Linked DNA regions of Mus musculus: region 1 is linked to region 2. A link is a loop called in an ENCODE intact Hi-C map of the cell type or tissue named here. Cell type or tissue: left cerebral cortex. All regions are shown on one strand. Each heading gives the region's core, and the rest is flanking DNA. Links, peaks and the distances in the headings are about the cores only. Region 1 overlaps Cntn4 (contactin 4). Region 2 overlaps Cntn4 (contactin 4).

The links. A loop is a pair of places that touch in the nucleus more often than their neighbours do. Peaks named below come from ENCODE experiments on the same cell type or tissue, not always from the same donor. Only the 100,000 strongest peaks of a DNase experiment are listed, where the experiment ranks them.
Region 1: a loop joins it to region 2, with 2.5 times the contacts of the local background. A loop is called at or near these places in 2 of 42 quality-filtered maps.

What each region holds. Positions count from the first base shown.
Region 1 is chr6:106,493,894-106,499,286 of GRCm38, reverse strand. All of the region lies in intron 9 of Cntn4 (contactin 4), which reads right to left. Among named protein-coding and RNA genes, the nearest start is that of Il5ra, 250 kb to the left of the region's middle. In left cerebral cortex, for the core only: no CTCF peak of the experiment used is centred there; DNase peaks (open chromatin) are centred at 2,152 and 2,766; H3K27ac peaks cover 1,137 bases.
Region 2 is chr6:106,423,073-106,428,465 of GRCm38, reverse strand. All of the region lies in intron 7 of Cntn4 (contactin 4), which reads right to left. Among named protein-coding and RNA genes, the nearest start is that of Il5ra, 320 kb to the left of the region's middle. In left cerebral cortex, for the core only: no CTCF peak of the experiment used is centred there; DNase peaks (open chromatin) are centred at 1,941, 2,185, 2,464, 3,071 and 1 more place; H3K27ac peaks cover 1,984 bases.

The DNA of each region.
Region 1 (5,393 bases), core at 75-5,074, 71 kb before region 2:
CCACTGAGTGGGATTTTCTACTGAAAAAAAATAATTGCCAAAATTATTTTGGAAAATGTTCTCACATTGACTTTCTTGAAAAACAAGTCACATGGTATGCATTCCATTAACTGAAAAATATTTGGAAATATCTGATTATTCAGTACAAATTCCCATGGCTAAGTGTGCCATTGTGGCCTTTAAAAAAACCCATGCTTTTATACTTTCTTTTTTTTTCCATTTTTTATTAGGCATTTAGCTCATTTACATTTCCAATGCTATACCAAAAGTCCCCCATACCCACCCACCCCCACTCCCCTACCCACCCACTCCCCCTTTTTGGCCCTGGCGTTCCCCTGTACTGGTATGAAGGAAAATCTTATGTAGTGTCTGAGGATCGGTCCTGGTTTCTTTCTGTTGCTGATTTAAAACCTAAAATCAAAAGTGACTTGGACAGCAACAGCTTTATTTGGCTTACAAAAAAGCAAAAACAAAAACAAAAACAAAAAGAAAAACAAAACAGAATAAATTCTCATCACAGTCTACTATTGAGAGAAGTCAGGGCAGTCCCTCAAGCAGAAACAGAGGCAGGAACCATGAGGAACACTGCTTACTGGCTTGTTCAGCCTGCTTTCTTATACAATGCCAAATGACCTGCCCAGGGGAGGCATGATCCACAGTGGTCTAGGCCCCTCCCACATCAATCATTAGTCCAGAAAATACCCCTCCTCAATGCCCATGGGCCAATCTGATGGAGTCAGTATTTTAGCTGACGTCATTTTTTCCCAGGTAACTCTGGCTTGGGTCAAGTTGATAAAAACTAACCACCACAATATCTCAAGTGTCACTACCCCCAAACCAACAGAATAATTCATACTATATTGAGTGTCTAAACAAAACTATCTCCTCACTGCTTGAGAGAGCTAAGGAAGAATATCATGTCTTACTATTAGGATTTTGGAATGGTTTCAAAAATCAATAAGAAAATGAAAATAAATGCATTGTCTTAAGTAACATCTATACCTCCTTTCTTCCTTTTTCAACAGTTCAGATGGAGAAAGAACATTTTTAGAAGGCTGTCTCAGTACATACAAAGACTGAGTAAGCATGGATTCCTGCTTTGCCAGAAGAGTGTCTGGTTACCTGAATGCATGAAGTAACTTGCTGTGTCCAGTATGTGAAATTGATTATAGGCTATGCAAAGCTAATATTGTCTCTTTTAAAGATACTCATAAATACTAAAATCTTCATATTGCGTTTAGTAAATTCTCTCTCTGCATATACTAACCCTAATTTAAACCTGTAGAGGTGCTGTTGATAGTCTTTTCATATTTAATGATTGCATCACAGTCACGTAAGTCAGCAAGACTTTTTAAAGAAAGGTCAGAGAGCACAGGATTCATTTGGATTTTGTTGACAGAAAGTCTAAACTTTCTCAATGTAGTTTGGAAACAGCTATAGAGAAATGTCTATCAATGGGCAGGTGAGTGTGTGCTAATAAAACTTTAATAGTAAAAACAGGTGGTGGGCCCAGAAGCTATAATGGGCTGACCCTAAACATTGAGAAAAATGGACAATAGTGATATTTGAAAGAACAATGTAATCAATAGACTATTAGAACAAGAGGATTCAAATAGTTTAGCAAATATGAAAAAACTAACTTTTAAGAGTAAAAGCACTCTTTAACAAGCAATAACAAATTAGATAGCATGGTCAAAAACAAAACACTGTTTAGAATACAGTAGGAATGATAGAAAAATCTAGAAATTATCCTAGAATAGCCAACTTATTTATGCAGAAAATTTTAATTTTATCTATCTAAACAGGCTACAAGCAGGGCTTGCCTGAAGAGTTTGGCAGCACTGAGTGTCTTCTTCTGGGGACTCTTTTCTCATTTTAGGTTGTCCAAGTCTTCCTAAAAGATGATTATCAAGACTGTGCAAGCATCCCTCAAATGCAAGCTGTCAATCTATACATAATTCCATTCTGTGACATTGGAATATCACTGAATGTGAATCATGAAATAGAGCCTCACTCTTGTTTCACACTTCAACTAGACATCTTAACTATATCATTTCTGAGTACAGAGAAATGTCCACATTCTTACTGGCAAGCTTACAAAGGGTTTACTCATTCAGTATTTAGTGGTTCAATACATGATTAAAAGTTTGGGGCCAACAAGATGGCACAGCTTGTAAAAAGGGCTTGCTGCCAAACCTGACTGAGTTGAATCATTGGACTGACAGGATGAAGTAAAAGAAGGGACTCCTGTGAGTTCTCTAATCTATATATCCCCAGCCCAATAAGAACATAAGTAAAAAATAAAGCCATTGGCTCAAGCCAACATTTCTAGGCAGTACACCTCTAGTACTTTATTTTATCCCTAGTTTCTCCATCTGTTATTCTTTTGTTGAGAATTCAGTTTTATAATTCCAATGAACAATATAACTAGAGCATTTGTTAGTCTGGAGTTCCCTAAGGTTATGTTTCAATGGGCTGAAAACTGGGTCTTTTGACTTCCTAGTATACTGGCCACCATGAACACTAAGCAGATGCTTTCTATCTGAGTAGCCAAATGACCATCCAAGACCTTTGGCCCCCATAGACCTGAAATGGAAGTGGCTGAAATAGAGGTCTGAAGCTGACTGCCAAGTTCCTAAGCTTGTCAAACCTTCAGAATATCCACAGCCATTAAACTCTATTAAATCAGATTAGCAAAGACAGCTTAGAAAAATGTCTCACATCCTTTAGTCATTTAGATGTTCTCATCAAACATGTTTTACGCCCACAGATCCTCAACTGTGATGTTGTTAGAAAATTAAAAACAAGACACGATTGCTGTGACAAAGCTGCACCAAAGTTGCAATTAAAAGTGAGACTTAAATAAAGCAAAGAATTTAGGGGAGAAGTACTTAAATAATACAAAATTATATTTAAATGGGCGGCATAGCTTGTTGCCTAAATGCTGGAATATCAGTAAAAGTCTCTAAGTAGGTCAAGTACACACTAAAGGAAATACTCTAATGTCTTTTTAAAACTTACGACCTCTAGGTTAATTAAGTGGCCCATAAATAAAGCTGATTTACTCATAAAGACAAATAGTGGTTGCTAGGGCCCCCATGAGACTTTGATGCAGGTTGGAGAAACATTAGGAACACTTGCTGTGTGCTTTAGCAAGATCATAATGGAGGAAACATTATAAAAGAACAATAAATATCCAAGAGAATGTCTCCTTTTTTTCTTTAAAAAATGCTTTTGTTTAAATTTGGACCTATGGGATAGGCTGTGTTCTTTTGTGGTACTAGAAACTTTAATGTTGATAGAGATGGGTACTCATACCATAGCCCCTGTGTACAGACGATGAGCAGACTTTGCCGTTTTCTAAGGTTTGCATTTTAGAGACATTGGGTTCTTCTGACCCGATGAAGAACATTTGTCTTCTCGGTAGAGTAGCGTTTTATATGACCTGATCTTTGAAAATTCCAAGACTGAAGAAAGTTGAAAAGCTGTTCCTACACTCGTCTAAATAACAAGAAAGAGTCTTTGACATAATTTAATATAGATTTCTCATTCATACAATGAAGAAATCTAGGGCCAGAGAAATGAGCCCACAATCTCACATTGACTAGAGGTAGATACGTTACTGTATGCTACAATTCTGTCACTTCTCCCTTCATATGTTCAGCACATTGCTTTTTTGTCCACTCTGGGGTTTTTATTTTTTTGAACAGAGGAGATGCTGAGATCACCATCATCCGGTCTTTGGTCTATGAGGTTAAAGCATGATTTAAGGTAAGAACATTAAACGCTTCAAACTGAGCCTGATCAATGCTTTCACAGATTAAATTGGGGGGAAAGGTGAAGAATTAGGAAAACATGGTTAGGAACTTTACTTACATTTTGAGAACATAAATATATACTTTCAGTATTTTTTTAAAAGTGTAATTGTTATTTTTCATAACAATTTCATATAAGATTATTATATTTCCAGCATTTCCAGCTTCCCTTCTTCCTCTCTAACATTTCCCATTCTGCCCACTCCTTTTCAAATTAATGATTTCTTCCTCTTCAATTATTATTGTTTTACACACACACACACCCTACTGAATTCATTTAGTATTGATCATAAATTCAGGGGTTTTTGGTTGACAATTTGCAATTCAATAACCTACAAGGAGAAAGCCAGAGACAATCACTTTCAATATTTTAACTTTATGATAGAGTATAGGCATTCAAAAGAGTAAATCTCACATAAAGACATATATGTAGATATTTACTTTCCTAACATGTAAATAAATACAAGGATTAAAGAGAGAAAAGAATTTGAAAACCAATACAGTTATATTTGTTGTTACCTATTCTGTGGTATTTTTCCACGTAGAAGTCTAATTGGGGAAAACAGTTAAAAATATTTAACTATAAGTGTGTAAAACACAGGCACATCAAACAGAACCAGGCTGAATTACTTTTGCAAATCAATTGTCTTGGTTCTATTGAGCAAAACAAAATATGTGCAAGCCAATCTCTAGTCAGTTTCAAGGAAGATAGACAAAAGGCCACACTAGACAAGTACTCTTTAAGCTCATATGAAGTCATGTGAGGGACATGCATCAACATTCTTATGGACTTCCTTATTTCTCAAATGATCTTTCTATGCTGATTTTTTTTTTTTTTTGGTCATGAGTGATTTCGGGGACAGTGGAGGGTAATGACTGAAGATATAGGAACTAGCCATTTGGGTTATCATCAAATTCTATTATTTTTCTAATATGTGTTTTACAGTCAGTCATCTGTTACTTTTTATGAAAAATTTGGGACTAATCTTTGAGACCTGTACAGGAAGTGTATAATACACTGGGCTCATTGTTATTAATGACCAGCATTAGGGGCTAATATTCATCAACAGACCAATGTACTAGTACTTGTACTAACTCAGATTTACTTTTCCTAATTAAAATCGTTTCCTTTTTCGATACCTAAGCAATAGGCACATATTGACAAATAAAAACTTATATTATTTTCACAGCAGGTCAAAACAATGTAGAAAATAACTGTAAACTCTGAACTACAATTCCATCATATTTGTCTATTAAATTTCAATTACACACACATATAAGTTATATATGTTGTATATCTTATATATAATATATATTATGTATATATAATATATAATATGTATATATCATATAGGTATCAGGCTACTTATAGAACAAACTTTGGTTATTTGGGGAATATCAAATCCAAAATTAAAAGGATACATATTAAGGAAAGAGAAAAAGAAGGTATGAGGCTCTAAAGTAAAATTAGGACAGTTTTTCTGAAGCTCAGTTAAACAGCATGATGTATAGAGGCTAGAAATCTTTCCAATATTGCCTGCCTTATTTCTTAGATCTTCAGCAATCCCCTTCTCTCAA
Region 2 (5,393 bases), core at 148-5,147:
CCTTCTGCTAAGACCCAATAGCAAACCAAGGCACAGTTCCTTCAAATTTCACTGTGAGGAACCAGTAAGTTTTGTTGGGCATTCTCACCTATGTGAGCTGGTAACATACAGGGGTGTGGCCACTTCTCCTCCAGTTGGCAGCATCTGTATTGTCTTATCTAGCAGTAATGAGGGCTTCCCAGCCTCCATATAGCTGCTCCTCCATTCCAATGAAGAATTGCCAGATGGTAGGGAGCAGCAGATACTCAGAAGAAAGTTGCTTGCCCTATTATGCTTCTCTATGTTAGGTTGTAAATAATTGATCATCTCAGTAGTGATAATCTTCTAGAAGGGGAATGGATCAGAACTCCCTAAGAAGCTTTGGTTGGCTTGAAGGACAGTCACTCATGACACATGGTTATTCTTTGGAGTCTAAGTCAGATTTAACTTTCTCAAAAGACCTTTTCCTGCTGATCTAAAGAGGATCTTGACTCCAGTTAACCTACCATATCTTTTCTAGATTACTTCTTCATATTAATCATCAGGATCACTATCCACTCAATCTTTATCAAGTCTTCCAATTCAATGCATAAAACTATCTGCCAAGTTGGCCATCAATGGGAGGAGAGGCCCTTGGTTTGGGGAAGATTCTATGCCCCAGTACAGGGGAATGCCAGGGCCAGGAAGTGGGATTGGTTGGTTTGGGGAGTTGGGATAGAGGAGGGTATAGGGGACTTTCAGAGAGGAAAGTAGGTAAGGGGATAGCATTTGAAATGCAAATAAAGAAAGTATTTAATAACAAATGAATAAAACAAATTAAAACAAAAAAACTATCTGACACCGAACTACTAGGAGTAGGGGACACTTAGCACATGAAATAGTAACACTGCTTTGCAAAAGAAATACCATTACTTTCATCCATCCCTCCTATCAAACAAATGCTGACAGGACCAGAACACAGACTCACACCAGGGATTTGAGGGGACCTAATGCATTCACAGTTTCTATACACTAGTCAGTGATATACCATACATTTATATGTTCTTTGTCTAGTGTAAGAATTCTATGGTACACAAAGTTAGGCTCATTACAGCCTTTATAGAAAGAAACATAAATCTTCATTTGGATATTCACTTCATAACCTTTTCTTTTCCCCAGTGAAAACTATAACCTGCAAGTTGCAATCCATTGGTCCTGTCTCCTAGATGAAAAGGCCACCTTAAAAGCAAATGAGACACTAGACCAAAGGAACACTAGAATGATTATTATCTGAAGAAAAGGGTGAAAAGTCACGTGTCAAGAGACTATGACAAAGTCAGTAACCTATACGAAAATCCTTGGGAGTCTATTATAAATGGAGATGCAAGAGTCACAGATCATGATCAAACCAGAGAGTCTACCAATCTACCAGCCACACAACAGCTCATAGAAAAGCATCTCTTTAAAGTGAAATGAATCCCTTTATCCCAACCGTGCTCCTTCTGTGACTTTTCAGTTGTAACTCTGCCGGAGATACAAGCCTGGGCTATGCATTCAGGGTCAAATTTGCTTTGCAGTTAATGGAAGTACGCCAGAGGCCTTCGGTGGGAGTGGTAGGCTCTGGCTTCCTGCTCAGAAGTAAAACTAGAAACACATTGGTTCATGTAACTTAACTTTCTCTAAGTTCCATCCTTAGAAGTAGGCCCCCCTCCCCCTTCAAGCAGCTGTGGTGCCCAGTGCTGAAGTGCAGAGGCAGAAGTTGTCAGTTTCTGGAAGTCTTTCAGCTTGGCCAAGAAGCTTTGCTTCCAAAATAAACAGAAATTTCCATGTAACATACTCAGTTTTAGGACATAGAAACAATAAAATGGTGATTGCTGACTTATGAAAAATATGCTAGTCATACTTGAATTCATGTTCCTAAGTAGCTGGACATATGTGGCCTTAGAGTTATTTTAGGCAAATCAAGGCTGTGAGAATAAGCAACTATAATAAGTTTCTTGGGACAGTAGGCACTTATCTGCTGTGCACTGGTTGAAGAACACTGAAGGACAGGAAAAACAAGGATTTGTACAGAAGGAAATCTCTCAGATGAGGAGCAGCTGTTATGTATGTTGAATTTAAAATGTTTCAGAAACTTTAACCATATATTTTTATCTCATTTAATTACAGTTTTGAAAATAAAACCATCATCAACTCTCCATGCAAGCTCTGTGTTTATTCACTGAGTATTTTGATTTTGCTAAGGGTGCTGTTTCACGCTCTCATTTTCATAAGGAGGAATCTGGATGCCAGGAGCTTGCTATGCTAGAAACAGATAAATATGTTTATGCTTTTGCACAATGTCAGAATTTTTACTGAGTAACAATAACTTACAATATCCAGTGGTCTCACCTACACAATCTGGCCAATGTGAATGAATGCAGGACCTTTTAGTCTGATCTTAATTATTAATATTTACTCTTATAACATAGATCTATTCTGGATAGGTGGTATTTGACAGCTGGTGTCATTTGTAAGTCTGACCAAGAGACATAGTCACAGTCCTTCAATATGGGATCAAAAGCTGCTTGTGAAATTGTCTCCCAGGGCAACACATGGCCTGGAAACTAATTTTATCCAGTATGGAATAACTTAGAGTAAGTCATAGTCTGATCGTAACACACAGAAAAATTGTAGTGTGATAGGCCTCCTAAAGATTAGAAATGACACCTTTCAGGTTACTAGCTCTTAAATATATCTTATGATACATGACGCCGAGTACAGAGGCAGGAAAGGAAGGAAGGCAAGAGAATAAGAAAATCTAAGATTATCTCTTCATACTATTTAGTCCTCATGTGGGTTATTTGGCTGAATCTGGAGATCCAATTTATACAATATCTGCTGAATAACTGAGACATAAAATTTATTAATTGTATGTACATGGGGTTTACATGGGGTTCGTCATAAAATCGAAGTCCAAAGAAATGACCAAAACATGCACTTAAACATTTAGACAAAGCAACACTTCCACAAAGGCATGTGAGACAAGATTATATGAACTAGGGCAGAAAATTCTGGGGGTGTGACTGAGAGACGCATCGGAGTGGGATTATAGAGAAAGCTAAGTGGATAAAGTGTTTGGCATGAAACATGAGAATCTGACTTCAGATCCCCAGTGCCCATGGGAAAGCCAAGAGAAAGCAGGACACATTTGTAATCCTGGCATGAGGAAAATAGAAACATATACATATTTAGAGTCCTTTTTTTCAGTCAGTCTAATCTAAATGGTGAGTTCCATAATCAGTGAGAGATTCTGTCTCAAAAAGTAATGTACAAATAATTGAAGGAAGATATCGGATGTCAATGTTTGGCTTCCACATGTATGTGTGTGTGTGTGTGTGTGTATTTTTTGTATATAATAGATTGCTTATATAAATTGCATATATATGTTATCTATGGGGTAGAGGGATGAAGGAGTTTATGAATGCTAAGACTGACTTCACGGTTGATAAATCCATGCTTATTGAAGCCCCATTTGCCAGGTAACTGACTCACATCTTGGTCAGTAGAGTACATTCCTCTCAACAGAATATTCTTGGTTTGTGCATGTAGAAAATACAGAAGGGTTGTGAGCCTAGCCTTTAATAACTGAGCCATCTCTCTAGCTCTGCCAGTGCCTGGCAAATACAGAAATGGATGCTCACAGTTATCCATTGGACGGAGCACAGCATGAAGGAGCTAGAGAAAGTACCCAAGGAGCTGAAGGGGTTTGCAGCCCCATAGGAGGAACCACAATATGAACTAACCAGTACTCCCTGGGACTAAACCACCAATCAAAGAAAACACATGATGGGACTCATGACCCTAGCTATATATGTAGCAGAGGATGGTCATCAATGGGAGGAGAGGCCCTTTGTTCTGTGAAGGTCCTATGCCCTGGTATAGGGGAATGCCAGGGCCAGGAAGTAGGAGTGGGTGGGTTGGGGAACAGGGGGGAGGGAAAAGGGAATGGGCGATTTTCAGAGGGGAAACTAGGAAAGGGGATAACATTTGAAATGTAAATAAAGAAAAATCTAATAAAAAGAGACAAAAATACAGAATGGACAATTCTGAAGTAAGAATTCCTCTAGTGGTTTCATCTTTAAATAATGAAGATGCCAATTTATCATATTTTGAGAGAATACACTTATAATTTTATCAATGAGGAGAAATAAGAATTTGTTCACTATCTGTAACATTCATACTTTATTCATTATGATATTAGTCACTGCCTTAGTTACTGAAGATATACTGCTAAAAAACAACAAACAAAAATTTCTGGTTTCAATGAGCTTGATGTGGGTAAGTAAGACAGTTAGGCTAGTAAAGGCACTTTCTGCCTCGGCTGATAACCTGAGATCAATACTCAGGATCTTCACAGGGAAATAAGAGAGTAGATTCCCATGTATCCTCTGACCTCTAGTTACACACTATGACATTCAAATACATATGTACATATATATATATACACAAAAATACAATATATATTATTTTAAAATATATTTAAATATATTGTTATTGAAAATAAAATTTAAAAATTTAAAGAGCTTATTAGAGATAACACAGCAAAACCCAAAACAAATAATTTAAAATGTAAGTAAATATTTGGTGGTAATAATATGCTATAGAGAGAGGATAGGCAACCAGAATAAAGGATTTCTTGTATGAAAGCTTGAAAAGAAATAATGCTAGAATGTTAAAACTTTTTACTTCCCATCCTGCTTCCCAGTGTGGGAGGATAAATAATCCTCTCTTGCCAACTCAGCTCTTGTTTCCCACTGAGTCTGCCAGGACAGGTACAAAATAGAGCCAATGACACAGCAGTTCTTGGTGAGTCCTGTAGTGTGCAATTTATAACTGGGGTTGAAGTCATCTTAGGTCATGTAACACTGGAGGAAACTAATAAGTATTTTCAGCTTATATTTATAAGTTTAAAATGTCACAGCAGCAAAAACAAAAGAGCTTCCAAAGGACAAATGAAGAACGGAGAGGGCAGAAGAGGAGAGAGATGTGAATGCGAACACCTGCCTCATAAGGAAGATAATTCTCCAACTTATATTATGATAAAGTTCTGGTATTAGATGAGGCTGCTCTGCACCAGAAACTCTACTAACCAAGTATTTTGGAGTTATGAAGACTAAACAATCATGTCTTCAGGAATATTTCCCTTGCTTGTCCTTCTATTTTTCATGTATATGTGCATTGAGAGACATTGCTATCTGAAAGGACTTTGGAGTCAATGCCCTAAAGACACTGGGGAAAATTAATGACTGTAGTTAATGATACATGGAGAAAGTAGTATGCAATTGGAAGCTGATCTTTTTGTGAATAGTGAATTATCTAATCAATAGTCCAGCTGTAAAGACTAGACCTAGAACTGTGGGGATCTAGGGTTTGGTATTAACTTGTGAAAAAAG